Linked DNA regions of Homo sapiens: region 2 is linked to region 1. The links are chromatin loops, found by intact Hi-C in ENCODE. Cell type or tissue: Caco-2. All regions are shown on one strand. Links, peaks and the distances in the headings refer to the core of each region. The heading gives the core; the rest is flanking DNA. Region 1 has its middle 39 kb from the start of JAG1. Region 2 has its middle 95 kb from the start of LINC01752.

What was found. A loop is a pair of places that touch in the nucleus more often than their neighbours do. Peaks named below come from ENCODE experiments on the same cell type or tissue, not always from the same donor. Only the 100,000 strongest peaks of a DNase experiment are listed, where the experiment ranks them.
Region 2: a loop joins it to region 1, with 2.1 times the contacts of the local background. A loop is called at or near these places in 4 of 110 quality-filtered maps.

The regions. Positions count from the first base shown.
Region 1 is chr20:10,704,248-10,721,158 of GRCh38, forward strand. No RefSeq gene overlaps it. Among named protein-coding and RNA genes, the nearest start is that of JAG1, 39 kb to the left of the region's middle. RefSeq lists an enhancer at 1,224-2,423. In Caco-2, for the core only: no CTCF peak of the experiment used is centred there; DNase peaks (open chromatin) are centred at 4,773 and 7,284; H3K4me3 peaks cover 819 bases.
Region 2 is chr20:10,839,499-10,856,409 of GRCh38, forward strand. No RefSeq gene overlaps it. Among named protein-coding and RNA genes, the nearest start is that of LINC01752, 95 kb to the left of the region's middle. In Caco-2, for the core only: no CTCF peak of the experiment used is centred there; a DNase peak (open chromatin) is centred at 9,693.

The DNA of each region.
Region 1 (16,911 bases), core at 3,943-11,942:
AGAAGTTCATGAAGACCAGAGCCAGAACTTTCTAGAGTAGAAAGTAAAGATTTAAGTTAAGAGTCAGGCAACTTCAGACACAATCACAGTTATACAAATTAATGTTGGACAAAGCCACTCACTAGAGAGGTCCAGGGAGGAAGACCATCTCTTGAAGTTCATAGTGGGTTGATTTCTACAAGAAATGGTGCCTTTCAGAGGGATTAGTCATGGGTAGTTCAATGTAAGATGAGAACGATGGGCCTATAGGTATTAAATCAGGTCCCAGACTCAGATGCTCAAAGGTAGGTGCATTAAAGTTCTGCTAGTTGCTATAGCAAACCCAAAATGCATAATGGCTGAAACATAATAGAAGTATTTTCATTTCTTACTTATCTAAAGTTGTTCTAGTCAGCAAGTGGATCTTCCAACCTGGGATCTTTCCATATGATGGTTCTGCCATATTCAACATGTGGTTTGACTGCATCAAATGGAGAGGAAAAGAACATGGAAAATCACATGTGAGAAATTTTATGGCATTCACCATAAACTGGCACATGTCACTGCTATACACATTCTTCTGGCCAGAGCTCAGTCATATGACTATAATCTTAAAAAAAAAATCAAATGCGATAAAATATGCAAAACAAAAAATTTACCATTTTAACCATTTTAAAGAATATAGTTCAATGGTGTTAAACACATTTATAATGTTGTGCATCTGTTACCACCGTCCATCTCCAGAACTCTTTTTATCTTGTATGATTTTGACTACTCTAAGTATCTCCTGTAAGTGGAATCATGCAGTGTTCATCTTTTAGTGACTGGCTTATTTCCCTTAGCATAACGTCCTCAAGCTTCTTCCCGGTAGTAGCATGTTTCAGAATTTCCTGCCTTTTAAAGGCTGAATAATACTGTGTTGTGTGTCTATACCACGTTTTTGCTTATTCATTTATCCATCAGTGAACACTTGGGTTTTTTCCACATTTTAGCTATTGTGAATAATGCTTCTATAACCATGGGTGTACAAATAAGGATATATAGTCTTGTGTGTTCAGAAAGAGAAACCATGTTTTGTGAACTGCTCTCCCGTCTCTGCCATGCAAGGTACATATGTGAGCTCATGGGATGGTCAAGTGTGTGACAGTGGGGATGGATGGGGACAGTGGGGATGGATGGGAACAGTGGAGAAGTGGAGTGCTGCTTCCCCAGCTAAAAAGACAGCCATTTCTCAGCTTCAGTTGATTGGTGCCAGGTAGAAATGCCAACCAGAGGTGGCCAAACCTTCCAATTTTTAAAAAGAGGTTAGACATCTGAACTGACATAGAAAATTTCTTGACTTAAAAACATTGGTGATGAATTTATGAAACAAACGAATAGTGTCAAGAAGAATCAAAATCCCCTTGCAGGCCCAGTGTGGCCTGTGTGTTTTAGGCTGCCAACTTACTGTGTCTATGTTGGACCATGTGCTCAATGGGAAGGACAGATAATTTGATAATGAAAAACAGGCCTGGGAATGCTCCAGGCAGAAGAGTAAGGGGCAGAAATCAGCCTGGCTCTTGGTAGGACTTCATTCCAGCACCAACTAGGAGCTACAAAGAAGCTGGGAAAGACCCTTTGATCAGAGATTTTCCAGAATACCTTCAAAAAGCAGCAGCCTTCCGTGGCCAAGCAGGGGCAGGGGGTGAGGCTGAGAATGATAGGTAAGAAAAGAGTGACATGTGAAATGACTGAGGCCACGGGACATCCGTCCACCTGTGCTCAGCCATGTCATGCCTACCTGTATTGTCCCAGTGGCACTGCGAGAGGAGCCAGGGCGTCGGCTCGGCACAGAAGTGATTTCACCGTTAGTCACAGACGCCGCGGGTGTTTACCGCTCCAAGACAGAGGCTTTGTATGTCTATGTGTGGACACACATTTCCTGTAACACTGTGAGTGGCTGTCAGGTTTGGGGTTTATACAAAGCTGTGGTCATGTTCCAGTCACACCTTGGATGATTTAGAAAGACTGCAAACACTGGAACTGAAAGCCTATTATTTTCTTGGTAAACTGACGTTGACCTCGAAGGCAAGTCATCAATGCCTATTCACGTTGTACCTAAGTACAACAGATTCTGTCTGTCTCATGTTCTCAGTCCATCCTAATGGGTCCGTGACACACTGATGGGATGCCACTCTGTGCTAGGCACTGTGAGGAATGGGAAGATCATAAACCTCACCATCCCTACCCTTGAGGGCTTTATGATCCTGGGGAGGATGGAAGAAATACGTAGTCCTAGGAAAAGAAAAGCTGTATCCAGTACAGGAAGGGCATGTGGAATGAGGAAAGGATGGTGGGAACGGAAGGAGCCTGAGGCCTGGAGGGGGATTCGGAGGCCCCGACGGACCGCACTGTGGAGGAGCTTTCTGTAGAGCGCAGGATCCACTTAAGCTCCGCGTGTGTGTAGGGATTGTGTGTAGGGATACGGCAAATATCCTGCAGTTGATTGCCAGACGTACAGATCGATTGCAACTTCAGTCCCTTTTAGAAAACAAAAAAGAGACAAAGGCATTTAGGCAGGTGTTTGGGATGTTTTGTTGAATTGGGGACCTGTTTTTATCAAGGTAACGTCAGTTTTGTGGAATGTGATGGTCACAGACGTGGTGTGTTCTGGAGGCTGTGTGGATGCGGGAATCACCTGCTCCCAGCAAAGGAGTGACCGCTTGGCTTGGAAACGTACCAGTGTCCTTTCCTCTGAACATTTCTCCTCAAAAACATCAGCAAAGCCCCCAGAAATCTCTGCCAAGAAGGTCTGAGCAAAAATCCTTCTAAGGTTCTCTTCATGATTTATGTTAAAATAAAAAAATATGTTCATCCCTGATTAGAAATATTCCAACCTTTTTTTATGGTTATAGTTCCAAGCATTTGCGACTACGTTCTCCATTTGGCAGGATGATAAGTTGGGAACGGAAAAACATGCCAACTTTGGACAAAATATGATTGTGTATTTTCAGTTGCAATCCAAAGTCACAATTTGGACTATGAAGCTGGTTCTATATCTTTGCCAAGTTGGGCAAGGAATCTTGGCGGAAAGATGCTTTTTAAAGACATGGAGTGTTGGACTAGATGTCAAGACATTTGTATTTGGGCTTCTTTGGTGCCACTGTTTGAGAAAGCAAAGGCACCCTGGCTTTGCTATTTCTTTCCATTTTAATGTAGAATGATGCCTGAGTCCTCTTACAGAATGTTGTATGGCTAAATCAGACCTTCCTTTAGAAATATTTAGAATCCACTCTAAGTTGGCTATCTAAAATAATTATTAATTAATAATACCACTTCTACTATTATTATTGCTGCTGTGTTATTACCGTTTTAGCTGTGATTATTGTACCACCATCTCTGTTTATTATAAAATGAGATGCTCTTCTCACTCGCTGACTGGTATGTTTTCCAGACAGACCAAAACAGTCCCAGAGAAGTTAAAAGTGAAAATAATTTATGTCACACTGCTGAGGAAACTGAATACCCAGTGGTCAAGAAATAACCATGTCAAAACTTCTAGGAAACTATTAACTAATAATGTTGCTTCAGAATCACTGAGTATGGGCACTCCTTGATACTTTTCACCCTAGCATGGGCTTTAGATGTCAATATTCTGATTTATATTCACCTTCTTTAGACCTACCTAAAGCTGTAAATCGATGTTTTGTTTTATATTATATTAACCCTACTTAGACCTTTCTAAAGTTATATACATAAATATATGATTTTGATATTGCAATTATGTTGCAATAGTTGCACTAATGCATGATAGTGCTTTCCTGAATCACAAATTTTGAGACAAATAGATAATTTTAACACCAACTTTTTCTGTACCAGCTACTTTAACACTTTTCTCCTATCAGGCTCTTTTGATAGAAAAATATGAAAAATTTAAGAATGTCTAGCATACACAAACAAGCTGAGCTGTTAAAAGCATGTCAACTGAGAAGTCACACACAGTAAATTGCAGGTGGCAAATGAGTATGAAGTACATGGGCAGAATGAGAAGCAGCAATGCCACCTTGGCTGGGAACTTCAGAGCAGTGCAGTAATGTGATTATAGTAATGATTCAACAAGTCATCGTCTGCTGCCTTTGTCCACTGTAATTAACTTTTTGGAACTGCGCAGCCTCTGTCTCTGGGCTCATCAGCTGGCCTAGCTTTTGTGTCCCCAGTCTGTTATTTCTGCCCAGGCTCAGGAGCCTCTAAGCACATTGCTAAATGAATTCATTGCTGGAACAAAGATTTGGTGGTCGAATAGAGATGGCTATCTTTTGTTGTCAGACATTCAATCCCATATACCAATCCAATTACTTAAGCTGTTTCTATCAGTCTTATTAGGGCTGGCCATTGAGGCTGGCTAGAATGCTGGTCGCTGTGTCTTGGAAGAATGTGGTGGAACAGATTAGCGCTTTAATGAGAGGCTTTCTGAAGGCCAGATCTTTTCCCTTGTATATATATCGAGATCTAGGAATCATTTTTAGGCGAGGGCCCAGAGTCATTGTTACAAAGACTGATCAAAGGATGGCTGGAAATCTGTACGATTGCTTGAAGAAATTTTATGGGTTATAAAATATTGGCATGGGTTCTGTCTGTTATGGGCTATCTGATGAAAATCTCTGGTAGGCTGGGAAAAGGAAATTGCTTATTGGCATTTATTCTGTGGGATGGATATCTTTGGAGTTTGCATTTGAACTCTTTCTTCACTGTGTTACAGGTCAAATTCTGTACTTAGTACTAACATTCCAGGAATGTGGGCTGCATAAAATCAACATAAGCCTTGCTCCATACTTTGCTACCCAGAAAAGCATTATGAGAGAGTGGCTCAGACAAGGGTGAATGGATGATTACTAAGAAAAGATAGCAAGGGTGGAGTGAAATTGCAGTGGTTAATGTGTAGCAGTTGAAACCTAAAGTTAAAATCTGAGTGCAGTTAAGTCAAAGAACTTAGAACACCCTTGCTCTGACTATCAAGAAAAGGTGGTAATTGGTTTTAATGTTCAAAGAAACACTATTCACCTTCTATGTGTTATGCTTATTGCTCTGGAAATGTTTCTGAAATGTCAGATGCAAAGAGGGTTTATTTCATTTTATTTTTATTTATATATTTTTTGAGATAAGGTCTTGTTCCGTGACCCAGACTGGAGTGCAGTGGCATGATCATGGTACACTGCAGCCTCGACTTCCCAGGCTCAAGTGATCCTCCCACCTCAGCCTTCCGGGCAGCTGGGACTATAGGTGCATGCCACCATGCCCAGCTAACTTTTTTGTGTTTTTTGTAGAGACAGGGTTTTACCGTGTTGTCCAGGCTGGTCTCATACTCCAGGGCTCAAGCCATCTTCCCTGCTTGGCCTCCTAAAGTGTGGGAATTACAGGTGTGAGCCACTGTGCCTAGCCCAAAGAGGTTCTATTTTAAAGGAAGGATATCTACTCATACTTGGAAGATTGTAAGCCAATAGAAAAATATTTTTTTCCATAAAATATTGTCTTATAGAAACTTTTAAACAGACACTAAAGTACCCTTTACCAGATTCAATAATTAATTATAGTTAATCTTGCAGCAAAACTCCCTAACCTTCCTAAACAAATCTCTGACTTCATATATTTTATCGATTGCTATTACCTTCTAAAAAATGATAATACTTTAAAAAAGCATAAACTGCAACAAAATTATCATACCTTAAAAATATTAACAATAATTTCCTAACATCCACCAATATTCACGTGCGAAATTTCTCATCAGAAGAAGATGTAGAGGCTGGGCTTGGTGGCTCACACTGGTAATCCCAGCACTTTTGGGAGGCTGAGGTCAGCAGATCACTTGAGGTCAGGCATTTGAGACCAGCCTACCCAACAAGGTAAAACCCCTTTTCTACTAAAAATATAAAGATTAGCTGGGTGTGGTGGTGCATGCCTGTACTCCCAGCTACTTGGGAGGCTGAAGTGGGAGGATCACTTGAACCTGGGAGACAGAGGTTGCAGTGAGCCGAGATTGTGCCCCTGCTCTTTAGCCTGGAAAACAGAGTGAGACTCCATCTCAAAAAAAAAAAAAAAAAAGATAAAGAAAAAGATGTAAACACATTTGGCCTATTTTTTGGTATGCGATATTTTAGATAATTTTAGATCATAAATGCCCTTTTCCCAGGAAGTTGTTTCTTATCTTTGCTATACAAACTTATTCCAGATTCTATAAGGACATCAAAAATTAGAATAAGGGTACATTATATTTGTATGAAAAAAATATATAAAAAATTAAACAATATATCTTTAGTAAAAAGAAAAATCTTTCATGTGCACAGATGTTTTGGTTTTTATGTTAGCCTCTGTGAGACAGCTGGATATGTTGGAAATAAAGAAATAACATAACAGATACCTGTGCTTCATTCGTTTGACCTCAGCATAGTATTCTTTCTCCTTTACCCTTGATGTTCACTCTCTCTCTTTCAATATAATGAAGTCTATCAAAATATAAAATTTTATGGGCTTTGGAAATAGTCTGAGATTCAAATGCAGCAGGATTTGGTCATGGATTCAAAAATAGGGGCTTGAGACCTAGAGATAGCTATTTTAAATATATAAGGCCATTTTCCTAAAGTGTAGGAAGAAAACTGTGAGGAGAGCGTTCAGCTCCCTCATAAGCTAAGCTAGTTTCATACCTTCTGAATTGGTGTAGATCAAATACTGAAGTAAAATGGTAACTGAAATGAAACATAACAGAATGACCTCATTCAAGTCATGAGTATGGGGTGGGGGGTGTGTATGTATTTCTGTATGTATCTGTGTGTATGTATGTGTAAGTCTGTGTGTGTGTGTCTGTGTGTATGTGAGTCATCTGTGTGTATAGGTGTGTGTGGCCACTTGTGTGTATGTGTGTGCACCTGTGTGTATATGTGTGCATGAATGTGTGTATGTATGTATGAGTCTATATGTATTGTGTGCCTGTGTGTGTGAGTTAGTGTGCATCTATGTGTGTAGGTGTGTGTGTGTGTGAGTGTGTTCAAAGAAAAGCAAATAGTCTCCCTTGGATTGCCCCAATACCCTACTCATTTCTTTATAAGATAAAACCACAAAAACTAACAAATGCAGAATTCTGCTTTTCACTGAGAAACGCAAAGCCACTGGTGCCTGCTTTCTTTGTTTAAAAAAAAGAGTTAGAAAGGTCATCCAAGATAGGAATAAATGGAGGCAGAGGCAAATCAATGTTTAACTTGGAAATATTTTTCAGTTAATCATCTCTGACCGCTCACACTAAGAGGGCACTCCTAGAGTGTTGGCAAACGTGAACTGGAAGTCACTAAGCTACTAGTAAAACAGCCAGACGTCAGGATCCGTATAATCAGAAAGCCTGAGGCTCTGTAGGTTTAACCTAAAATGGCGAGAAAACCTTCTTCTGAAAATATGATCTAGAAATATTTTGACTTCTAGACTTTTGCTTCCAAGTATGAGGATTATGAAACCATAGGACTTTCCTTGCTTTAGGATTATAAAAACCTGGGACTCATACCTGGTAGGAAATTTGTTGAAAGGTGTGGGAAATCGTCTTGGAGTCTGTGATATAGCTTTCTCTCCCTGTTTTCTTTTCTGGCATATGTAACTTTATAAAATGCTACAGAATGTGACTTAGTAGCTTTGTGGCTCTTTTGTTGGCTTTTTTGGTCATTTTGTTATAAGGAGCAATCTTTAAGAAAGGTATGGAAAGCATATGGGGCCAGTGGGGTCAATATTTGCTCTAATGGGCAAATAGACTTTGTTAGTCTCATTTCCATTTTTTGTGTGTTTGTAGATGGCCAGCGATGAGGACAGGCTATGATTTTGACAGGCTTTGTTCATTCTTCTGTACGGGTGAAATAATTATCTGTCAAACAAAAGAAGTAACTCTTTTTGCCTTTGAATGTGACATACCCATTACATTCATGTAAAGTCGAGTTTGTAAAGAGATTCTTAGTCAAAATGTCACCCTTGACATAAGGCCATTGTGCTTGTGAACTGCTGAGCATATGGCATGCTTGCTATTCTGCGACCCACTGCTCCAAGAGTTCCCTGTGCCATGGACATTTCTTTACAAGAAGAGAGTAATGCAACTGGTGCCAAAACGATGAATATTCTAAGACCCCAAAGATGCATTTCTTTTATGAGACCTGATCTTTCTAACATTTGGATTCTAGACACATGAAACAGCTTGCAATAATTTAGCAGCAGTGAGATTCAGCAGAGCCATATTTGAATTATTGGAAAAGTCTGAATTTTGGTTTTGCATTTAGGGAGCCTTAAAAGATCTGATTTGTAAATGCTTTTGAAGAATTCACGTGGACTAGAAGGATTTTACAGGAAACATGAAAAAAAATGCCAGATTACATGTCTCCTTTATCATTCAAAAGAATAAAGTCTGTATCTGTTGTGTTCCTTTTGCTTTTTTTAAATTTTTTTTTATTTTTTGAGACAGTGTTTCCCTCTGTCACCCAGGCTGGAGTGCAATGGCACTATCTTGGCTCAATGCAACCTCCGCCTCCCAGGTTCAAGCGATTCTTCTGCCTCAGCTTCCCAAGTAGCTGGGATTACAGACACCCACCACTCCCAGCTAATTATTTTGTATTTTTAGTAGAGACAGAGTTTCACTATGTTCTTTTATGGTGAATGGACAGCAAGACCTTGATGGAACACACACAAAAAATTCTTCATTAAGTTTTGGCTTGGGTCTTTAATCTTGCAATGCTTTTAAATAACATTGCTTTTTGTTATTAACTATTACTTTATTTGGGGCCTGGATATCACTTCTCCTTGGCCATCACCTTGGTCCACCAGTGCTGGGAGAACTATAGGGCCATGATAAAACCCAGTGAAATCAAATGGTAAGAGTCTGCCCATGGGTTTATCTGCCACAATAACAGATGTATTTTCTTCCTATGAAGGAATTGTTTTCTCATTCAAACTTGCCTGAAGAGAGGACAGATGGTAGGTACTCTGCCTTATGTGTCGGTTAGCACTGTTACATAACAAGCTACCCCAAACTCTGTGGCCTAAAACAGTAAGATTTATTGCCCTTGGTTTGGCTGGATACTTCTGACACTGGCCAGCTCACTGTGAGTCTCTAGCCAACTGTGGGACAGATAGGGAGCTCTGTTTTTCTAGGCTGGGCTCTTTCACACGTTCAATGGCTGGCTGACTGTAGGCTGATTTAAGGTCACTTTGAATGGGACAATTGGAATCTCTTCCATGCAGTCTCATCCTCTGGCAGGCTCTTCTGGGCTTGTTCCCATGGTGGTGACAAGGATCTGAGAGACAGAAGCATGCAAGACTTCTCAAGGCCCATACTTGGAGCTGATGTGCTGATACTTTCACTGCAAAGTTATAAGCAAATCACAAGACCAGCCCAGACTCGAAAGGGAGGGAAGTAGAATCTTCCTCTTGACGGGAGGATCCACAGAATCACATTGCAGAAAGTGTGCACACAAAGCAACCATTACTTCGCACTATGAATGCAATCAATATACTTCATCTTAGTTGGTAAGTAATCTTCAATAAATCTAGGGATCTCTGATCCAGGTGAAAGAGCTGTGATCCATGGCCAATTGCTCATACCATATTTCTCAAAATGTGGTATACAGGTATCTTCTGCATCAGATTCGCCTATGGGATTTGAGATGCCCTAGACCTACTGAATTATTATAGAATCTAATTCTGGGTCTCAGAAATCTGCTTGTTAATTAAACTTCTTCCCCAACTCCCACCCCATAACTCTAATATTCAGGTTTGAGAATTTTTGTATTAGACTCACCTACTCAACGCAATCATCAAAACATGTAGATTCAAGTAATAGAACATATTTTTCGTATCTGGAAAACTAACTCTGAAATGAATTACAAAAAATGTAGTTGGACTATTTCAGTGAATTGACTTAAACAAATTCTTACCTTCTCCCAAGTTATGATGAATATGTTATGTCATAGTGGCACCAGATTAACTGATAAACTCATATTGGAAAAACAAGTTTGATTGATTGCTTTTGCTTTAATAAATTTTCACTTGACTAGAAAAGAACACAGATATATAGAAGATATAAGTTTTGTCCAGTGCATCCTAGCAAGGAAGCAGGGGAGGAAAAAAGATGTCTTTACATCTTTAAAATCCTTATCTTAATCTTGAACTCAAAAGCCTTCCATAGGAGTCATCCAGATGCCCTGCAGGTAGGGACCAGCTCTATGTGTGTGTGTGTGTAGCTCTATCTTTTCATTAAAAGCTTCTTTTGAGTCACTAAAAACTTTAGATATTCTGGAAGATTCTTTTGGGGTCAAAAAATATTTTAATGAGAGCTAGAAGAAAAATCTGAAAGGGGCAAATGAGGTTTTAAACAGGCTAGTACTAAACTAGTTTCTTAGATTCTAGTCTTTACTGATACCAACTGAGCCTGCACAGAGGACCAGATTAGTCTTTTGAAAGCAGTATTGGGTGACTCTCATTCCTTGCTTGAAAACTGTTAATGATGCTTGTTGCCTCACTGGGTTTGCAAATTCAAAAGCATCAGGGGCTAGGGAAAGAAGAGTAAGTGAGTGAAACTGAATGGTTATGATTAATAGGGGGTGGTGAGGTTTCTGGTAAACTAAAAAATGCATGTCCTATTGAGAAGCAGTTAAGTTTAGATTTGCAAAAGAAAAACAAGACCTGCTCAATGGAACACATTTGTGGCTAAATTCAGCTCTTAGGCTACTTGTGTGTTACCTGTGGGCTGGCTCAAGTCCAGATTTATTAATCTGGCATTTGTGATTCTGTACAACCTAACATAGTGCTGTGAACAGAACAGGACTCTTTACTCTCATTTTTAATACAGAGAGGTGGAGGAGAAATATCATTAGGCTTTGGGAGTCTTGGGACTGAATTCTGATTCCACCACTCACTGCAGTAGTGTACAGCCTCAGATGACTCATTTTATCTGTCTCCGAGGCTTGTTTGTTTTTCATGTATACAATGTGGGCAGTAATGCCTGCCCTGCTTTGTTCATGTATTTCTTAGAAAAATAAAAGGATGCCGTTTAGAGCTACAGCACCAATACTGCAGCCACTGGCCATATGGGACTACTGAGAACTTGGCATGGGTCTAGTGTGACTGAGGAACTGTATTATTTAATTGTGTTTAATTTTGATTAACTTAAATTTAAGACCTGCTTGATTCAGGTCTTTGAAAACTTTTAAGAATGCCTGATACAACTTGAATTTGCCAATCTTCTTTTTAAACTGTAAATTTTAATCTAAATATAGATCAAATACTTCTGGTGAAAATTTACCATCTGAATTGAGATGTCTGTAAATGTAAAATACACACTGGATTTTGAAGATTTAATATAAAAAAGAATGTAAAACATATCAATAACTTTTTGTGTTGACTATATAACTTTTTATATTGATTATTTTAAATACATTGCATTAAATTAAGTATATTATTAAATTAATTTCACCTATTTCTTTTTACATTTTAAAAAATGTAGCCAATTGATTTGGACTCTCACCTCTGGAGACAGGACTAGAAATATAAAAATTACATAAGTGACTCATAATACGTTTCTACTGAACACTAGTGATCTATATGAAAGCTTTTAATGAACTATGATGTTATTATCAATAAATTCCACAAGTAGGTTGCAATATCTGTGAGCGTAAGGATCATCTACTATTATTTCTACTTTATTTCCCATCATATATTTAGGGCCTGGCCCAGTGCCTGGCACAAAGTAGGGGCTTGGTAAATATTCTGTGAACAAATACTTATTTAAATAAATTTAAATAGTTATTAAATGAATATGTATCCAAGCTGTGCCATTGTTTGCATTGCCTATTAAATGAGGAGGCTATAAAATGATATTTAAGTTGCTTCCAGCTCTGAAATACAATAAAATCTGACATGACAGGATACCATACAACAGGATGCAGTATTCTTTCACTCTATTTGAACATGTGTAGTCTTTTTTACTTGGCTGGGCTGCTGGGATTTTGCTATAGTCTCTTTACACAATACATGCCAATATAAGAAAGAGAAGCAAATCTTTCTTAGATGACAAAATCTAACTCATGCTGCCAGATTCTGATTAGTGATAAGGGAAGCAAGACTGGCCATATCAGCAACTATATGTTGGACCTTATCACTTTGTTTTTATTTTTGTTTTCAATCAAACTCCAGTTTTATTAGAATAATCCTCACTGCAGTAGGCATGCTTGCCTATAGATTGCAGAGGTTTTTTAATGCAGGTGGGGATTCCACACCTTGAAGTGAGAATTTGCCTCTTGGGAAGTAACGAGCTCTCCTGGAGAATGAATTGTCACCTCACATTTTCCATCTGTCCTCAAAGAAGTGTGTTTATTTTTAGCGAACATGATAAACCCCAGAGGGCATAAGTGATAGATTCCCCTAACCAGTAGGTTTCACTTTGTTTCATTTCATGTGAAGCAGAAGAGTATTCTCTTGATAATTAACCTATCAGGTTTCTGAGATGCCTGCAGCTCCTCTTATAAGGAAAAGTGTTTGTGTGTAAATTATCTATATAATATATGCAAAAGTGTTTGTTTCCATAGGAAATGTTGCGATGCAGGTTTTTTTTTGCCATTTATAAAATGTAACATTTTGAAAGACTTTCATTTCATGAAATTAAAGGTGGGAAACTTCACTGTAGAGTACAATTTCTTTGGAAATGAATAGCAACTTGTCATTTTCCTTTGCTTCTTGGTGATGGAAATTGTGAGGATTCCAATCTTTTCCCCTGAGAGATTATCTTCTTTTGGCTGCCATCCTAACTTTTGAGATGTTTACTCTACAAGCAATTTAAACAAAAGGGAGGAAGTGCCCTGGACTAAAGGCTGTATGTGAGCATAATGAAAAATGCTTGATACTGAATCACAGGAGTGGAAGATGGTGTGGTGACTTCTGATTTGGAATTGCACCTCTGGAGACAGGACTCTTTTGAAGAAACTGGGATAAAAGGAAAGCCTGTTGTGACAAAGCTGGCCCATTTGTAGCATAGGCATTTTCCCCTTTTTCCCGGCGTATGAGATGGTCACCCTGTGAAAACGCCTCATGACTGCTAAAGCAATCTAGTTTTCTTCTGCCCTGGAGTGGTGTCAGTGAATTAAGTTTCTGCAATGTAACTTAGAGAATACGAGAACGTCGGAGTGAAAATTGATTTAGGCAAGATTCATCATTGGATGCTAAATCTAGAGGTACAGATTAAATAAAGAGCAGAATACTTAGGCCAGATGCGGTGACTAACGCCTGTAATCCCAGCACTTTCAGAGGCCAAGGCGGGTGGATCACCTGAGGTCATGAGTTTGAGACCAGCCTGGCCAACAGGGTGAAACCCTGTCTCTACTAAAAATACAAAAATTACCTGGGTGTGGCAACAGGCAAGTGTAATTCCAGCTACTCGGGATGCTGAGGCAGGAGACTCACTTGAATCTGGAAGGCTGAGGTTGCAGTGAGCCAAGATTGTGCCACTGCACTCCAGCCTGGGAGGCAGAGTAAGACTCAATCTCAAAAAAAAAAAAAAAAAAAATGCAGATTACTTACATAATTTCAAGGTATCTAAAGGTAAAGAAGGAAAACAGGTCTCTATGCAATGAAGAAGTGGGGCAAGATCTTCATCAAATCATAGAAACTAACATCACAAAAACGGGCAAATTGGGTATCAGAATCCTGAGATGAGACTTCAGGAAGAACACATCATTATGTAGTATTCCAGGCCCAAATTTGATATATGAACCTAATCATAAGGAAATGTTAGAGAAATCCAAGTTGAGAAACATTCTATAAAATAACTGAAAAGCTGAGGAATTGCTCCCAGGTTAAAGGAGACTACAGAGCTGATAACTGAATAAAATATGTGATTATGAACTGAATCCTTTCAGAGAAATAATTGTTATAAAGGGAGTTCTTGGGGACACATGATGAAATTTGTATATGGTCTGTAGGAAGAAAATATTACATCGATGTTAAATTTCGTGAATTTGGTAACAGTACTGTGATATGTAAGAGGCTATCCTTATTCCTATGATATACACATGGAGGTATTTCAGAACAAGGACACGTTACATGTGTCCTAGAGTCACATGGTCCAGAAACAACTGTCTGCGACTGAGTGTATGCCTGGATACACACACACACACACAGAAACAGAGAGGGGTTTGTGAAAGTGTTTCTGTAGATTTAAAATAATTTCAAAATAAAAGTTTTAAAAAATAAAGCTAATACTCCCCCCCCCCAACACACACACCTCCTCACATATGCATGCATCTGGTGGTGAAAGGTTTTATGAGAGGAGAATTTAGAATACAGAAAGTTTGAATATTGGGAGAAAGATTTGAGGAATAACTGCAAAAGCACCTTCTCATAAATATTGTTGGAAGCAGTCCTTTTACAATGACAGACTCCAGAGATTTTATGTCCATCAGGGTAATCCCATTAAAGAAATTTCAGATGGCTGCAAAGCTGTGAGAGTCCAGGTATAGGGTGATGAAGCCCTGGTTAGGAGGTTGATTTATTGGCTGGCTTAACCCATGCGTTACTTGGAACCTGTGGAGCAGTAGTCTGGGTCAAACCTGGGTGCCCTGCACCATCCTCAGAGAGGGAAGCAGTGATGAGATTAAACCCAGGAAGGAATACATTCCCCATCCTTTAAGTGTTGCATTCCGGGGGTTGACAGCTGGCTATATATCTTCTCTTAGTAGCCTGGAATATCTGCAGTGGCTGAACGTCACCATCTCATATGAAGCATGTGAAGGCATGTTAGTTCTTCAGGCAAACTCTCCCAACCAAATAGTGTTGATTGGTGAACCATGAGATTTCAAGTGTGCAAGCTTGCTCTTCTTTCACACTTAGGGCTGAGACAATGCACCTATATCTGCTGTGTACAGTGCTTTCTAGGAAGGGTAGGACTCACTAATCAGCCCATTAGGGTAGAGAGAATGAAGCTGTTGTTTTACCAGTCTAGAGAAAAATCTCAGTGGGATCTCCTTTAACGAACACCAGTAATCTGGTGGCACACCAACACACAGTTAGCTCTTTATACAGACATTTGCAATGCACTAGGAAGCACCCTGTGGAGTTACATAGGAAGGAAAATTCAGCCCTTTATTACTTAATCACATCACTCAATGTTAGAGGTTTTCATTATCTCATAAAATGCTTTCCAGGGGTAGAGAAAGGTGGTTTAGAAGAAATTTTACTGACTTGCCTTGTTTCCAATTTTGTGAGCTTTCAGAAATACTTGTTCCCTCTTATACACACACACACACACACACACACACACACACACACACACAGACACACATTTTAAAAACATGACTTTTTTGCAGGATTGGTTTATTTTCAAGGCCATTTTGCTTTGTTCTATTATCCATATGGTTTAAGAACTATTTTCTGTAAGGGTAAATGGCATAGAGAGCTGTAAATAATCAAAGTGTATTTGATTACAACAGTAATTGTTTCACAGTGTTGTAGATCAAAAACATAACATAGGATGGAGCCAGTTTCAGATCTAGCAAGCTTTCAAAGCTATTGGCTTTAAAAGAATGAGGTCCTAAGACTAGGGCTTCTAGTTTTCAAAGTGCTGTGCAGAGTTTCAATCTCATGATCTCTTATCAACTCTGAAAGGGGACACCTTTGTTGTCTTTGCTGAGTAACAGTTAAAATTTTTCCATTTTAATTTCAATGGATAGCATTGTTATTTTATACAATATGAATTGTTTTATGAGGGGTTAGCTGTACAAGCTGGGGACTACAAAACTCTCTACTTATTTACTTAGTACCTAGAAAAGAAGTAAAGGAACAGAAGGAAAGGATTTTTTTTTTTTTAAACAGAGAAGAGATCAGTGACACACCTAGCCACAACTTGAGGCATTCTAGTGGGGGTTCAGTTTCCACGTACATGACTTATTTGGCAGAGCAATATGGTCCCAAGGTTTCTGATTCAACTGTCTTAAAAAAAATTTATGGCTAAAACACAAAAATTTCTGAGTGTGGGTGTGGGGGTTTTTAAGGCATAACTGTGGCGGAGTCAAAAGCTTTTTAGAAGCTCAGCAATTAAGACAGATTACTGAGATCTCTTTCTGAACAGAGATGCTGTGATCTCTTTGGGGAGGACCTGTCTGGGGAGGAAGCTGGAGGTTTCACTTCAGTGCAGAGTGAACTGGGGCAACCATCTTGCGTTCTTGAGATGGGACTGCCCTCCAGCAGGTTTTCTAACCTAGACTGCAACTTTCTTGTGAGAAAAGGAAAAATATTCTTTGGGCTACGGGCCTTCTTTAGCTAGTGGTATGTTTTGAGATGCGTGTGTGTTTTAGATTGCAAGCTTTCTAAATTTCTTTTATTTGTAAGAGTCTGTGATTCCATGTGTGTCTTTTTAGTTTGGCAGGAGCAAGTCTCAACTGAGAAAGAAGTGAACAGAAGGCTTTCTCTTTGTAGACTTCCGCATGAGATCAATTTCTTCTCAGCCCACTGTTCAGAGCAAGAACAGAAATGGAAATAGTTCTCTTTTTTTGCTGGCAACCAGGCAACTTTCCCTTGGGACAAAAAGTATCAAGGCTGATCCTGCATTTCCTCAACGTGGCAGATTGACTTTGGTTAAAGAGTCTAGTGAAATTTCCCTGTGTGAACACTAGATCCATTAGCTTTCTTCCCCAAAAGCTATTTACATGCTTGCCCTGCACATGTCTCTTGTTTGTCACCTATTTTTTTTAATTGCACCAAGCTTTGGCTCTATTTTAAACTATGTCCAGCCATTTACCATATTAAGGAAAAAAGCAGGTATTTATCTCATTCCACGAGGTGCTGATTGGTTGTAAAATGTCCTTGTAAAATCTGTTCTTGCTGTTAACCTCATTTGTATGAAGGAAAAGTATTTGGAATTTGCTAAAATTGCTGAACAAGAGGCAG
Region 2 (16,911 bases), core at 5,850-13,849, 140 kb after region 1:
CAGCTCTCAACCACTGACTGACAGAAAAAATAAATTGGATTGGTGTATAAGCACCCCAGCTCCTTCACTCTCTGGTTCCAATAACTCAGAGGTGTGTGGCTCTATATTGGCTCCCAGGGCTCTCCAGTGAGGTTAAGCTCCAGTTGCCCACAGTAGTAACTTGTTTGGTAAACAAGCTTTACTGGCTGCCTTTCCTTTTGTTTGACTTCACTTTCTTGCTGTTGTTTCTTTACTTCCCAGATCACCTACTTAAACTTGTCCTTGATTCTTGTCTACTTTTTGGGGAACTTAAACTTAGACTGCCCTTTTCTTAATTTCTCTCCTCAGCCCCCTTTTTGGTTGCCTGAAGAGAGGCCTGCTGATACCCAAGTGTACTACCTTCCATTAACTGAGTCTAGTCACATCGATATCTAGTTTTCTAAATCTTGACATAGTCTAGGTGCCCCTGCCCTCCTGCTGCCCATGGACATGATGTAGCATTGTTATGGTGCAAAGAGGAAAGAGTGTGGCTGCAGGTGTGAATTTGAAAAAGTAACATAAATTTCTCCAAACTTCAGTCATTGACATTTGTAAAATGAAGTTAGTGGGTCCTGTAATGAGGATGGTTTAGAACTTTAAATTACCTACAAGTGTTCACTGGATAGCATCGGCCATCATCATAAGTTGGTTCTCTTGTTTTTCCACTGTCTGATAACTTTGAGGCCAAGTCTTATTTCTTTCATTGCTGACCAGTTTTCAAGAGCATGCATCAAGGAATAATTCTGTTTTTATCTATGGTTTGTGTTTTTTCATTGTCCTAGGAATGTGATGTGATGTATTTGTCCCATAGTTCCTGTCTTGGTAGATTATTTCAATAAAAGAAGTAATTCCTGTCAGTGGTACTGATTAGGAATTAAACAAAAATTACAGAGAATTTCTCATGTGTTTATTGAGGTTTAGTGAAAGAAGAAAGCGGTGACATGAAAACAAATGTTCTGTTTCTGCTTTGAACTTCAAGCATAATAAAAGACAGAAGACTCAGAGTAAAACAGAATCTTAGCATTGGAAACAACATGAAGAGTCCTCTGGCAACAGTAACAGTAATAGTTGATGTTTACTGAGTACTCAGAACAGAACATGCCAGACAGTGCTCCAGGCATGTTCCAGGTGATTCCTCAACAGCAAACTTTTGAGGCAGATCCTGTTATCATGCCCATTTTAAAGATAAGAAAATGAGTCCAAAGAAGTTGGTGAACTTACCCAAGATTACATCTCAAGTAAATGGTGAGGTAGGAGTCAGACACAGAAAGTCAGACACCAGAGCCCACATTCAACCTCTGTGTCATGCGGCCTCCCCAGACTGAGCAGCCCTGTCATGGAGAATTGATGGTTTTCAAGACATTTTCTTCCATGTTGAATAGTCCTAGTTCTTTATCTTGAATGTAAATCAGCTTCTAAGTTTCTTAAACTCTTTGATCTTAGATCCAACTTTTAGAGAAGATTATTTTTACCTTTGGCTTGACAGCCTTCTGAGGCTTACTCCATCACCTCTGGGTTTTCTCTCCTTCAGAATAAACAGGCCCTAAGTCCCTGCTGCAAATCACTTGTGTGATATATGTATTCACAATCACAAGAAAGCTGCTGTTCATTCCTACTGTTCATTGTTAGAGTTAGCTCTTCAGCCAGACACTAATTTGCATTAGCTTTCTATCATACCTAGTTATTCAAAAGGACTGAATGGAAACAGAAATTCAATATTTTACAGGAAGAAATGATGAGCTCTAGAAACAATGAGTTTTGGGTAAATATACAATGTCTTCCCCCTTTATTCTCTTTAAAAGATCATTGACTATTTCAAGGAAAATAAGCAATGTGTTCTGGGATTTACTCATTATGCATATGATAACAATTACATAAAAATAGAAAGGAGGTAAAAGGAAGAATACTTTTGTAAGATTAATACATTAGATGTGGTACAGTATTAATTCATGATGGATTGTGACAAGTTAAGAATGCATTTTATAATCTTTGGAGTAACTATTAAGAGAAATAACTAGAGATATCGTTAAAAAACTGTAGAGTAGATTAAAAAATATTAAAAGATACTTCATCAATCCCGGTGAAGTCAGGAAAGCAGAAACAAAGGAACAAAGGAAATTGAAACAAATAGAAAACAAATAGGAAGCATGTGGAGCTAAACTGAATTATAGAAATAATTACACTAAGCATTAATGGATTAAACACTCAGATTAAAAGGCAGAGATTGTCAGACTGAGTGAAAGAGGAAAGTCTACCTGTGTTTTGTTTATAAAAAATACATTTTCAATGTAAAGACACAAGTTAAAAGTAATATGAAGAGAAAAAAAGATGCATGTGGAAGGGACTGAACTACATAAATTGAGAACCCCTGCATTACTTAATGTAGGAAGTATAGGGCACCTATATAGATATCTTAACAGAAGGAGGCAACATACAAAGAAGATTCCTTGGAACAAGGATGTGCCAAGCACTGAAGGATGCTGAAAACATCTCTCTAGAGATGCAGAAAGCTTAGCAAACAATCAAAATAATGTCTTCTCTTTACTGCTTTGTAGATAATTGCCAATTAGGATTCACTTTTAATGAAACAAAAGTAATTTTCTGCTACCTCCTCTAGGATAGCTCTTCAGCCTGACTCAGCATCTTAGCTATGAGCAGTAGCAATCACGTGAATTGGATACCAATTTCCTTTACCAGTTGGGGTTTGGTGATGAACTTAGCTGGCTGACACCTTTTATCCTGGTCCAGTATGTCCACTTTTCCTCCTGGCCCTAGGATAGTAGCTGTTGCCAAAGCAAACAATGACAGAATATAAGAAAGAGGAATGAGCTGCTGACATGTTTATTGCTCCAATTTTGCCAGTAGACTGAAGGGTGTAAAAATGAAAGAGATGCTGTTGTGGCTTTGTTCATCATGCTTTTCTCTGAGGCTGTTATTTGGTAAAAAGTAAGGTTTCCAAGTGGAACGTTAATTTCTCCACATGCAGCACATATGCAACGTGTGCCCGGCTCTTCACAGACTGAGAAAACCACCAGGCTTCTGTGAAATAAAGTAAGCCTGGAATATTCCCTTTCTCCTTTTGATCTCCTGCTAAGACTCCTGCTTAACATCCTTCTGAAAGGCTTAGGTGAGGCAATTGCAGAGATGTAATTCCATTGACAAAATTCATGGTTTCAGTCCTGCATGTTAAATGAGTTTCAAATAAACTGGAGATTGTCAATAACTATGATACAGAGCTAGACTGGGCTGGGGAGAAACTTTTTGTGGTGGGTGGTTATTTTTCTGGGAGTGACTTTAATTAACCTCTCTTCTTTAAGCATCCTCATTCAAAAGGCCCCTTGGCACTCAAGAATGAAGGTAACAATTTTTATTGCTCAGCATTGTTAATTTGGTTGATATTGGGGCAATTCCAAAGAAACCATTAAAGCTATCAGAGAAAATGAAGGGGAACACATTCGAGTAAGATTTTGGAACATTTTTGGCTTTTGGAGTGGCCTGCAGTTTTGACAAAAAGGAAAAAAAAAGGAAAAAAGAAAAGGATGAATTTATTATCTACAAATAGTGGAAAATATTATAAATGGCAGTAAATGAAGTAAATGGGAGTTTCCACTGTAATGTATGATTCTTTGAGCCAGCCACCCAGAAAGAGCACAGCTTGGTTTGCTGTGTGGGGAGTATGAGCTGAAATGCAAGAGACTCTTCTTGGGCTCCAAGCAATATTTGGGAATAAGGCATTGCTTCTGCTGCTGTGGCTCTTCTGGTTTATTGCCCATCTGGGCTATGAGTGTCTTTCAGCCTGTCAAATTGAACCCGAATGGAGCTCTCAGCTCTGTGACTTCGATCTGACCTTAGGGTGTTGCTTTCTTGCCTGACTCAGGCTCCAGGGGAAAAGAAAATAAGAGAATAACCTCTCCTTTTGTGAGGAAATGGTTTTTCTTGCTTTTGGATGGCTCTCCTGCTCTGGCTGCCTTTCCAGGCATGCAGAACAAAAGCCATGGCTGTGTCTCCTTGTCAGTGGGATGCAATCACTAAGCATGTCTGCTAAGGCTCAGGCCATGCTGCTCTTCTCCAGACCCCACCCTCCTATCCTGGGAATTGAACCCGTGAGTTTACAGCTTTCCTACACAGGACCAGAAGGCCACATTCATCACTGCCACCAACACCACCGTTTCTCTCTCCTGCTATACGGGATCCACGAAGGGGTTCCCCCACTTTTACTGACTTCTTGATGCCACCTTCTTCAAATGAATGGTTACCCACTGGCCCGGAGTGGAAGCAAAGTCCACCTGGTGGGTTCTCTTCTGTCCTTCTGGCTAACAAAACAGGTCATCCACAGCGTCGTATCTTCTCTATCTTTCCTGAACGAACTTTAGCAATTTTTGAGAAATTGTCAAAATTTAGAGGTAATTGTAATATCTTAGTTCCTGATGTTTGCTATGAATTCCAGAAAAGGGGATAACTGTGTCTATATCTGTAAAAATTTTAAAAGAAACTTATCTCTAGGGTTTCATTTTTATTTTAAAATTCTCACCACCAACTATCTTGTACTGAGCTAAAAACAGTCCTGAAATTTGATCTGTGAATTCTTGCCCGTCTGTAGAAATTGTGGGGTTCTGGTGCCAAATCTAATTCTACAAGAATTATTGAGAACTTAATTCCAAATTCTGAAAGAAACACAAGTCACAGGTTCAGATTTTAATGAGCATAAACTCTACCCGAAAATACAGAACAAACACATGTGGAACACTTGGTATGTATTTCTTCCTATTCGATATGTTTGCATGCACATGTGCATGCATATACATACCCATACATGTACACATGCACATACATACATATGCATACCTAGGCACATATGCACACATGCACACACATATATGCATATGTACATACCCATACATATATATACACATACACGCCTTCCTACATACATACATATATACCCACTCACAGATACTCTTACATACATATACCTATGTATGTAAGCGAATATACCTGTGGCTATGTAGTATATGAATGTGTATATATGTGTGTGAGAGGGTATATGTGTATGAGAGTATATATGTGAGTGTGTCTGTTAGTGGGTGTTTGTACTCACAGACACACTCATATACATACTCATACACATACACCCCCTTCACACACATACATATGCATTCATATACATATACATACTCATATATACAAATTCTTATATACACACATACACACACTCCATGAACATATACATACACACAAATATACAATCCTATAGACATATACTTAAAGATACATATACATCTTAAAATTCTGATCAATTAATTAAATAGCTAGAGCCCTTTAGACTCATATAAATTAATAGTGTGGATCCTTATTGTTTAAATTATTTTGATGTGGATGCTTCCCCTGTTTTGCCATTAAGAATGGGACTAATTTTTGTTTGGAAATATATATTTTTACCATACTGAGGAACTTGGTGTCTGTTTTTATGAAAATTTTTTTTTGTTCTCAGAAATCTGAAAAATCTCAAAAGTACAATGAATAATGATGCATGTTCATACACTCACCAATCAGAATTGAAGATTGTTAAAATTTTCACCAATTGAAATAAAAGAAGTAAAGGATTACGGCGAATGATAAAGTCCTCCACTGGCAGTATTGTTCTTGCTCCAAACCCAGAGGTAAATGTGAAAGGAATATGTATCTTTTTCACTCCATTTTAATATATTTACATACTTATGTATGTGTTGATGAATAATACACAATGTTTGTTTTTGTGTTTTGAAAATAGACATAAATGTTAAGGTTGGGTGCAGTGGCTCACGCCTGTAATCCCGGGACTTTGGGAGGCCGAGGTGGGTGGTTCACCTGTCAGGAGTTCAAGAGCAGCCTGGCCAACATGGAGAAACCCTGTCTCTACTAAAATACAAAAAAATTAGCTGGGCATGGTGGCACACGCCTGTGGTCCCAGTTACTCAGGAAGCTGAGGCAAGAGAATCACCTGAACCTGGGAGGCGGAGTTTGCAGTGAGCCAAGATTGTGCCATTGCTCTCCAGCCTGGGAAACAGAGTGAGACTGTCTCAACAACAACAACAACAAAAATGTTTAAGGTGTGTGCTATTTGCTTTTTTGCTTTTTTTTCACTCAACATTTTGTGTGGAGTTCTAATTACATGACTGAATAGAGAGAGCTACATAATTTTAACAGTTGTATGAAATGAAAATACAAATGTTTATTCATTCTCCTATTAATATAATTTATTTTTTTCTATTTTGAAAGAGTTTTGCCATGGAAATTGTTGTATATGTCGGTTTATAAACTGTACAAGAATTTCTCTAGGATATTCTACGCTGGAGTAGAATTCCTTGGTCATATGGTATGTAGGTTATCCGTGTTCCTAGATACTACCAAATATTTATTCAAAGTGATTTGACCATTTTGAACTCCCACCAGGAGTTTACGAAAGTTCCGTTTCCATATATTTTTGCTATTTTTAAAAATAGTTTCAGATGTTTTAATGTTATTTTATATAAGATGTGAGATGATATTGTACTGTTGTTCAATGTACAGGTCCTAAGGAGTGTTTTTGAACTGGAAATAAATGTTTCTATTCAATGCCTTTTCTGAATATTGAGTTTTTTATTCACATGCATTGTTAATTATACTGAATCCTCATTATTCAATCATCTTACGATTTCCAAAGGTTATTCCCCTGTAGTATTCATTTACTGTACTGACAAATTTCATTTATTGATATTTAATTTATGAGCTTTTCATGTCAACATATATAAGTAAGGTTGTTCTATAATTTTTTCTTGGGCTATTTTTTTTCTCAGGTTTTGGTGAAGTTTTATGTTGCCTTCATAAAAAGTTAAGAAATATCCTTTCTTTAGACTCTGGAACATGTTATATAGCAAAGGAAAAATCTCTTCCTTGAAGATTTGAAAAATTCACCCTTGAAACCAACTGGCTTTGGTGCTTTTTGGAATTTTAGGTAGGGTAGGATAAGAGGGGCTTAGGGAGAACAGGGAAATAGCTCTTTATAAATGTTCATAATCTCTTCTTTGGTTATTCATATTAGGTTCTCTTAAATAATTTCAAGTTTCCTATTTTTTCCCCTAGAAAGATAATTTACCCAGGTTTCAAATTTATTCACTTATAGTGAAAGTCAGATATATTGATCATCCAGAATATATAAAGGACTTTTACAACTCAATAATAAAAGGACAACCCAATTAAAAATGGACAAAAATCTAAATAGACAGTTCTCCAAAGAAGGTATACAAATGGTCCATAAGCATATGGAAAGATGCTCAACATCATTAGTCATTAGGAAAATGCAAATCAAAACCACAAGGAAATACCACTTCACATCTACTGGGATGGCTGTAATAAAACAGACAATACTGACTGTTAGCTAAGATGTGGAGAAGTGGGAACCCTCATACATTGCTGGTGGGAATGTAAAATGGTACAGCTGCTTTGGAAAACAGTTTGGCAGCTCCTCAGAAAGTTAAAAAATTGAGTTATTGTGCAAGTAAGCAATTCCACTCCTAGGTGTATACCACAGAGAAATGAAAACACATGTTCACACAAAAACTTGTACATAAATGTTTATAGTGGGATTATTCATAACAGCTAAAAAATGAAACAACCCAAATATCCACTACCAAATGAATGGATATACCAAATATGGTATATCCGTATGATGGAAAATTATTCAGCCGTAAAAATGAATGAAATACTGATTCATGCTACTACATGAGTGAATCGTGAAAGTCTTATGCTATGTGAAAGAAGCCAGACAAAAAAGACCTCATATTATATGACTTAAATGTCTAGAATAGGCAAATCCATAGAGACAAGGAGTAGATTAATGGTTGCCAGGAATTGAGGGAGGAGGAATTAGGAGTGACTGCTAATATATAAAGCTTCTTTTTGGCTTCATAAAAATATTCTGGGATTGGAAAATGGTGATGTTTGTATGACTCTACAAATATACTATACATAATTGAATTGTACGCTTTAAAATGGTAACTTTCATGTTGTATAAGTTATATCTTAATAGAAAATATATTGGTAACATTCAGGGCATAAAATCTTAGAGTTGGGATTAAATGGTCATCAATCTCAAACTCAAATTCCAGTGGTCAATAGTCTTTGGTTGAGGTCTCTTCCCCAAACTGGAGTTCAAAACCATACAAAAGAGATGATTCAATTTTGACGCGTTTTTATGGCTAGAAAAATTTCCCCCTTTTTGACTTGCAATCTTCCTTCCTTAAACAATCTCCCACCCTTATTCTTGTGTTTATGTGATGAGCAAAACAGAGTAAGTCTATCATTCTCTTCTGTATCATTCCCTTCTATGTCTCTCTTTCCAAAAAAGTTAATGTGAGGATAGTGACATTGTCAGAAGTTGTATCGTTTCCTCTTTTTTTGGTGTTATTTAGTTTGTCTAAAACCACTGCAAATATCATCACACAATGTTAGCTCCCCGTGTCCCTACTTTCCTCTTGCCCCCCAGCTTCGTTGATTGAGGGCCCTGCTCCATGCTCTTTTACAAAGTTGTGCTTAGCTGGATCCATTCCTCAGTTTAAGGCACAAGGAGGCAGAAATAGCAGAGCCAACCTAACTCTCCATTAATGCAGAATCTCTGCCCTCCAAATACACCAGTTTTCCTTAAGATCTTCCAATCTTGCAGTAGTAGCGAAGAGTAGAAGAGAAGTCCTTGTCTCAAGAAGAGACTAGGATAAATAGAAACACAGGTAAGAGAGAGCTTAAAAAATATACACGTTTAATGCAGAAGTGAATGAACGTGGCTAGTGTCAGAGAAGAGAATAATGCCTATTTCTTCTCTTAGTCCCAAATATGCTCCTTGGATAAACTCATCAGAACACTGAGCAGATGGACCACAATCTTACCTGGTGTTCCAGAAATTAGGATTTGATCCCTCCTTTCCCTGATCTGTGGTTGACAGAATGGCGTGATAGTTACAAATGAAGACTTTGTAACTGATGGCCTGGGTTTGAATCCCAGAGCCACATCTCTTTTAGGTCATCTGTGAAATGGGAATGATAATGATAACAACTGTATAGGGTTGCTATGAAGACTGAAGCTAGCACACACACACACATATACACACACCATATACATGTATACATACAGAGAGAGAGTGTGAGAAGAAAGGAGTATTTAAAGTAGCTCCTGGTACATCGTATGTGCTGTATAAATTGATGTCAATGGCTATTCCCACTGCTATTATTGCTCTGGGATGGTGTTTAGGCCGCTAGACTTTCTGGAACAAGCCTGACTTTTTTCAGCCTATTCTTTAGTTGTACTTGTTAACTGGTCATTGCTCTAGTTTAATTGGCACTCAGGGAGGCTGTCCACTCCCTACTTAGTCTGTCCATGATTCTTGCTGACCTAGATTTGTTGTCTCTGTAATTCCCCTTCCAGCTTTTACAGCAAAGAGGCCACGTTGTAAAGCTGAGTAGGGTGTGGTTCCAGGAAGCTAACTCCCCCACCCGCCTCCAAATGTCCTTAATTCATAGGGAAGGCCCTGATTGCTTTGGTTATCTCCAGACCCCCCTGTATAGAGGGGCTGCTGGAGCCTCAGTTTTCATGTCACTGCTCTGTGGCTTTGTAGGCGGGACTTTGACTTTCTTCCTCAAGGCCAGCTGTTCTAGGGAGCACACTGGAATGTCTCTTTTCTGCTTAACTGTGCTATGCGTGCTTTGTCTTCTCAGCAATGCCAGAGATGAGTCACCCCTTCACTTGTTTGCTCATTCGTTCTTTTAGAAAGTCTTTATTGAGGTCTTACCACACGCTGCATTTGGCTAAGTGTAGACAGATGGACAGATACTGCCCTTGCCCTTATGGAGTGCATAAGCTACATGCTACTGAAGGTGGTACTGACTTTGAAGCATCAAGAATAACTCTCAGATTATTTTCCAATGTAATCTGATGAATGAAGGCATTTAAGGAATTCTAGAGGAGGAAGAGGTTGGGGGTGAGATGGGAGACAACAGATAATGTAATTTTGCATATGATAATTTGCATATGTTAGTTTGAGGTACTTGTGAATAACCTAAGGGGGGATGTGGCCATATGGTTCCAGAGCAGTGCTGTCCAGTGGAATATGATGTGAGCCATGTATGGAGTTCTAAGTGTTCTAGTAGCCACATCAAGACAAATAAAAAGAAACAGGTGAAATTAATGTTAATACTGTTTTAATTTAACTCAATATATCCAAAATAATATGTCAGCATTTAATCAATATAAAATTATTAATGAAAACTAGACATTTTGATACTAAATCATCTAAATCCAATTTATATTTTACATTTACAGAGCCTCTCAATTTGGATGTTAAGTTTTCATTCGTATGAAAAATTGATAGTTGTAAAAGTAGATTTGGATTGTTTGTAACACAAAGGATAAATGCTTAAGGGAGTAGATACCCCATTTTACATGATGTGATTATTTCACGTGATGTGATTAGTTCACATGATGTGATTAGTTCACATTGCATGCCTTATCAAAACATCTCATGTACCCCATAAATTTATACACCTACTATGTACCCACAAAAATCAAAATGAAAAATTTTTTAAAAGTAGATTTACATACCTAAATTGTTCCAAACATTATTAAAGGTGTTCCAATAATTAAATTGAGTATAATTTTTAAAAAATCAAAATAAATGAAAATGAAATACAATTTTTAAAATGCAGTTGCTCAGTCATACTAGCTGCATTTCTAGTGCTCAATAGCCACATGTGGCTAGTGGCTGCTACACACAACAGCTCTTAAGGGGGGATCTGGGCTAAAGATTCTCCAGACTACAGACGAGATCTGACACCAAGAGAGTGAATGAAATCACCCTGGAAGATTATGCAGAAGAAGAGATGCTGGATGATCTCCATGGGCCTGCCCTTCTACATGTTATTTCTGAGCCTCAGCCACTGCTTAAAATTGTTCATTAGCTTAGATTTGGGTATATGATTGATGAGGAAGATTCTAGACCCGGTTTGAAAATGGGGCCACAGGGATGGACACTGGGATGTGGGTGTCTGCCCTTAAACATCTCCCTGAGTCGGAGAGTATCTAGATGCTGCTAGGGTGTTTGCTGAACCCTCTTGATTCATTGGAGATCTGGGTTAATTTCGGCCAAACCCCATCTCATGGCCTCCACAAAAGCCAAGCTTGCCTGAGGCTCCTTTACCTCCCATCTCCTCTGGCCTACTGGGTAGGTGTGGTCTCTAGATCATTTAAAGTCTGCTGGTCCAGAAACCCAGACACTTCACTGCTTTCTACAAAACCTCCCCTCACTCCAGGCATTGTTGAATTTAGCCACCTTATAGAAGAATGGGAGTAAGCAACACAATTACAGCTCTTCAAGATGCCTCTGTCTTCCCTCTGCCTTCTAACTTCCCTCTCCTATTTCTGTTTGCACTGCTCTTTTTCTCCCCCTTCAATGACAAATACATTGCCTGGTCTTCCCATAATGGAAGGTTAGGCTTGTTCTTGATGCCTTTCCACTAATCCTAAATGTCTTATCCGACCTTTTCACCCAAAAAAATACAAAAGCCTCCTTAAGAAAAATTTAGGTCAATAAAATTATCCCCTCTCAGGGCAACTGCTTTCTGAACTGTGTCTTTTATTCTTCGTCTCCTCCTATGATACGGTTCATGTTCCCCACAGTGCCTGCTCAACAGAACGCGGTCAGTTTATATTTGCTTAACGACTGCCCCTGCTTCTTACTTCCCATAAACTCTGCCTTTCAGAGGAGAATTGAACTAATTGCACCTTTATCCATTTCATCCAGGCCACAGACAAAACCACAGTTCATTTGGTGGCTGAAGCTTACTGAAAACTTCCTTTCGTCTTGATGCAGCCAGCTTTTTGGATTACATGGCAAGGGTGGCCTGAGCAAAGCGATGGGAAAGAGTTGTTGGTGGAACAGTGAGTGCTTGTGACTGTGGGACTAGAGCCTTGCCTCCAGAATTTAGCATGCTGCTGCCCAGGAAATTAAGCCTTCAAGTCTACAGACTTGCAATGAGTATGGTCGAGATGGGAGTATTGGGTGGTTCCAAGAATCACTGAGAAACAAAAATTAATTTGGGTACTTTAGATGCCTACTGATGGCTGAGAAAGAGAATAAGAATGTTTGAAGCCTTAAAGGGTAAAAGTCAAGGAAATGGCAGTGGCCTCTGCTATAAACCATATAGGTGGAGCAGAATGGCAGCTTGAGTTGCCAAGGAAGTCATTCATTCATTCATTCATTCATCTACCCATCCATTCATTCATTCACTCATATACCAGGCACATCTCATGGGCTAGCATCTACTGAATAATTAACATGTATCAGACAGTATTCCAAGCACTTTGCTTGCATTAACTTATTTAATCCTCCAAATGACCCAATTAATCTGAAGGATGGGAGTCAGCAACACAATGACTTATAAGTAGTTACTTAACTTGCTCAAGCTTATATAGCTATTAAATAGTGGAGTCAGAAATTGAACTTGGAAGTCTCACTTCAGAGTATTTTTACTTTACCACTAAATTGGCAAATAAGACTGAATTCTTGGTCTCCTGGACTTTACATTGTAGTAGGAGAGACAGCCAATAAACATGCACATGAACGTTAAATAAAAAATATGATTTCAGACAGTGAAAAAGGATATTATCAGATAATGATATTGACTAACTGGAAGGGCAGTGTGTCAGAGTAGCTACTTTAGCTAGGTGGTCAAGCATGGCCACTCAGAAAAGATATTTAAACCAAGATGAAAATGATAATGAGAAGCTAGAAACATGCAGATCTAGAAGGAGCATGCTTCAGGCAGAAGGAATAGCTAAAACAAGTTCTTAAGGTAGATCTAGTAGAATTGTTAATGCCTTGCCTACATCCCAAGGGCCAAGGTACACATCCCCTGGCTTCCCTGAGTGTTGGCTGCTATCTGCTTACAACTGCAATTGCGCTTTCCTGCAGGAGAATGCCTGAGATGATGTCCACCCTCAGGGGTGGACCACAGCCAATGACTGAATGGAAAAAGATGCCAGTCTGTTGCCTTAAGCAGGGCCATGGGATCATCAGGCTGAATCTGGTCTCTGGTGGAGACTGTATCTTTGATTGGCGTCTTTCCTTTCTCTGTTCTATCTCCCAAACTATTTTGTAGGTTTGTCCTGAGAGTCCTCCCTGCATGCACAAGAATCCCCATCACAGGCTCTCCACTGGGAAACCCCATCTGGGACAAAGGGAAAGAGCTTGGTGCAATGGAAGGATAGCAAGGGGACCAGCATGGCTAAAGCCCAGTAAGTGAAGGGGAGAGTATTAGGGAATCGTGGTAAAGATGAGAGAAGGAGACAGCTTAAGGAAAATTATGTGGGCTGTGTAAAAAGCTTAGATTCCACTCAAAGGCAGTGGGAAAACTTTGGAAGGTAATTTGGGTGTGAAAATACTCTCACCAGCTGCAGTGTGGAGAGTAGGATGGAGGTAAGGCGAGGCAGAGAGCCCAGTTGGCCATCAGTTGTAACATTCCAGGCAAGAAATGATAGTATCTTGAATTTAAAAGGTAGTGGCAAAGGGGGTGAGCTAGGAGCTGAATGTGGGGGGTATTCTGGAGGTAGAGCCGAGGCTTCCTGATAAATTGGATATGGCAGAGTTAAGGAGTCTAGGTTTAGTAGTCAGGCAAATGGCTAGGTTTGGTGGGACCAGTACTTACTCCATCTTTTTTTTTTTTTTTTTTCCTGTTAAGAACTTAAAACAAATCTTTTGTAGAGTCAGGATCTCCTATGTTGCCCAGGCTGACCTCAAACTCCTGGGCTCAAGAACTTCTTCTGCCTCAGCGCCCCCAAAGTGCCAGGATTACAAGTGTGAGTCACTACTTACTTGATCTTAAGCCCTGGAAGTTTTTCACATGGGTTGGTTCCTCTTAATTCCAGCTTTGTCATTGGCAGATGAACCTGAAAACGGATACAGTTTTCAATTAACATGATACAAAATGGCAGTTAAGGGAAAGTAATGGCATCATTCTATTGTCTTCCTCTCCCCTCAGCTTTCCCTATAATTTTTTATACCTCCGTGTGTTTGCTCCTTTTTGCTCCTTACATTTCTTTAACAGTGGTGGTGTGGCTTTAATTAGATACTCCATTTAAGCTGGGAGAAGGCAATGCCATAGCTCCCTGCTTTCTTCTGGGCAGGCCCCGTTGTGCACGGCTTACTTTCACAGCAATGGCCTTGATTAAGTGAAGGCCAAGGAGCCACGCAGCATCAGGGAAGGCAGAACTCTATTACCCTACTGCTGTCAATCCCAAGAGGATGTGAGTGGGAAAGCAAGCGTGGAGTGACTGTGGGAGAATGAATGGTTACCCTCCCCTTCTAAGAACCTCCCAGAATATGGAATAGATTAGGATACTCGGAAGCTGTCAATGCTGCAGGTCATGCCGAGAGGGGTGGTAAGTGTCCCAAGGGCACAGGCCTCCCTGATTTCAGGGTGAGGCCTGAAATTAGCAGGAGGCCCTGGATGGGGAGCCCAGGCTGTGGGTGGAGGAAGGGAGCTTTTTTTCATTCTCCTTTGTTCAAAATAAGGACTTTTTTTTCTTTTCTTTTCTTTTCTTTCTTTTTTTTTTTTTTTTTGTTAGTGGGAGGGTGGGACATGAGCATAGCCAAAAATTTATTAACTCTTCTTAACTTTCCTAACTCAGGGAGGGAAATGTTAGCACCAGTGTCTTCCAAGAGAGCATCATTCACAGAGCTCCCTGGGATCTGGGAACGCCATGATTAAGAAAGCAGATGCAGGCACTCATACTAAGAAAAGTGAGTCTCAATCAGAGAGAGATGCTTAACAGAACCATGAATAATTGGAGGGACAGAATCCACATAGGCCTTTTAATTGATGGAAGTAAAGCATTTACAGTGTGAACAATAAGTGGAAAAGAAGTCACAGTTTTTCTTGATCCACTGTGCCCAAGTCAGATGCCCCATCACTTCCTGCTTAATGCAATGCCATTGTGCCTTGACTTGCAGGCAAAGTAAGTAGTTAATTTTCTATCTCTAGGTGTGAAAGCAATGCTTGTTTAATTTTTGGTGATGTCTCTATCTGTTATCAATGTCTTGAACAGTGCAATTTTCAAGAGGACCAAGAGGCAAACATACAGTGCTGAGCACAGAAGTGCAGCTTGGCTGCTTTGGATCAGGATCTGGCTTTGTTCCCTGTCTCACACTTTTTCTCCAGCCAGGTAAAATCGCCTGTTGTTTCTACCTGCAGGCCTGCTGAGCCTCAGTCTGACAGTAGTGCCTTTCCACAGCAAGAATTATATAGGAAACTCCCTGAAAGTTGTGCAAGATGGACATTCATTCTGTCACATTCATTTTGCTTTAGTTAACTAGAGGTTAAGGAGCCGGTAGGCCACACTTAGAGGGAGGTAAGGCAGGTGACTGAGGGTGTTTAGCAAGTGTTGGAGATGTGGTCTGCGATTTGGTAGTGCGGTCAGAAGTAAGAATATACCTTTGGGAATCATGCAGTGAGGATGGGAGCCAATGAGAATCTTCATGGAATAAAAATGTTCTCTGCTCACTATACTGAGCCAAGAGAACAAGCCAAGAGAGGTATTTTTGGAAATAACTTCCATTAAGTGATGGACAAGAATAAGGAAAAGACACTTTATATGAGTAAGTGAGAAAAGTTGGAGGGAAACCAACATCACAGAAACCAGGAAGAGAGGTCTCATCTTGAGAAGCAAGAATGCTTCTGGGATTACTAATAGGATGGGTGTCAAACCCAGACCTTTGATTTGGCTAACCCTAGAAAAGACAATTTCATTTTGGGTTGATTTTTGTGTATGGTATGATGTAAGAGTTCAGTTTCATTCTTCTGCATGTGGATATCTAGTTTTCCCAACATTCTTTAGTGAAGAGATTGTCCTTTTCCCATTGTGTGTTTTTGGCACCTTTGTAGAAAATCAATTGACTATAAATGTGGAGATTCCTTTCTGGGCTTTCTATTATGTTTCATTGGTCAATGTGAAAGATTTCTACACTTTGTAATCTAATGTGTAGAATTCCAACATTCTAAAAAGTTCAAAACACTGATGAAAGAAATTGAAGAAGATACAAATAAGTAGAAACATATTCTGTGTTCATGGATTGGAAGAATTAATATTGTTAAAATGTCCATACTACCTAAAGTGATCTGCAGATTTCAATGCAATCCCTATCAAATTCTGATGTCATTTTTCGTAGAACTAGAAAAAAATCCTAAAATTCATATGGAACCACACAAAACCCCAAACAGCCAAGGCAATCTTGAGGAAAAAGAACAAACCTGGAGGCATCACACTACTTGCTTTCAAACTGTATTTCAAGGCTATCAAGAAATGAGTCTCACATTTATTTGATGCCTTCTACATTTAGTGCTAGGTGAGACAATTTTTTTTTTTTATGGAAGGCATAGAGAGAGAAGAGGAAGTGGACACTATGGACTGGTAGAAAAAGGAAGGCAAGAGAGTGAAGAGTGAATGAGGAGAGGATGTCATTGGTGTTTGTGTGTTTGTTTTTGAATGAGAAGATTTGAGCCTGTGTTGAGGAACTGGACAAGTAGTCAGTGGAAGGAGAAAATAGAGACCCTAATCATCAAAGGGAAGCCCCTGCATGGTAGAAGGCAGGTGAAGGGGTTAACCTGTCCATGTGTCAGGGAATGTTTCTTCCAAGATGGGCGGGAAGGAAGAAAGTTTGGGTGATGATCCAAAGAAAACTTAAGGAGTTTGGGAGGAAACTTGTGGGAGTTCTCATCAGATGTTCTCAATTTTCCCAAGGAAGTAGGTGGAGAGGTCATCTTTGAGAGTAAATAGGCAGGGGAGGAAATAGAGCTGGAGGAGAAGGCTGGCTGCTGTGGTGAATTCCAAGAC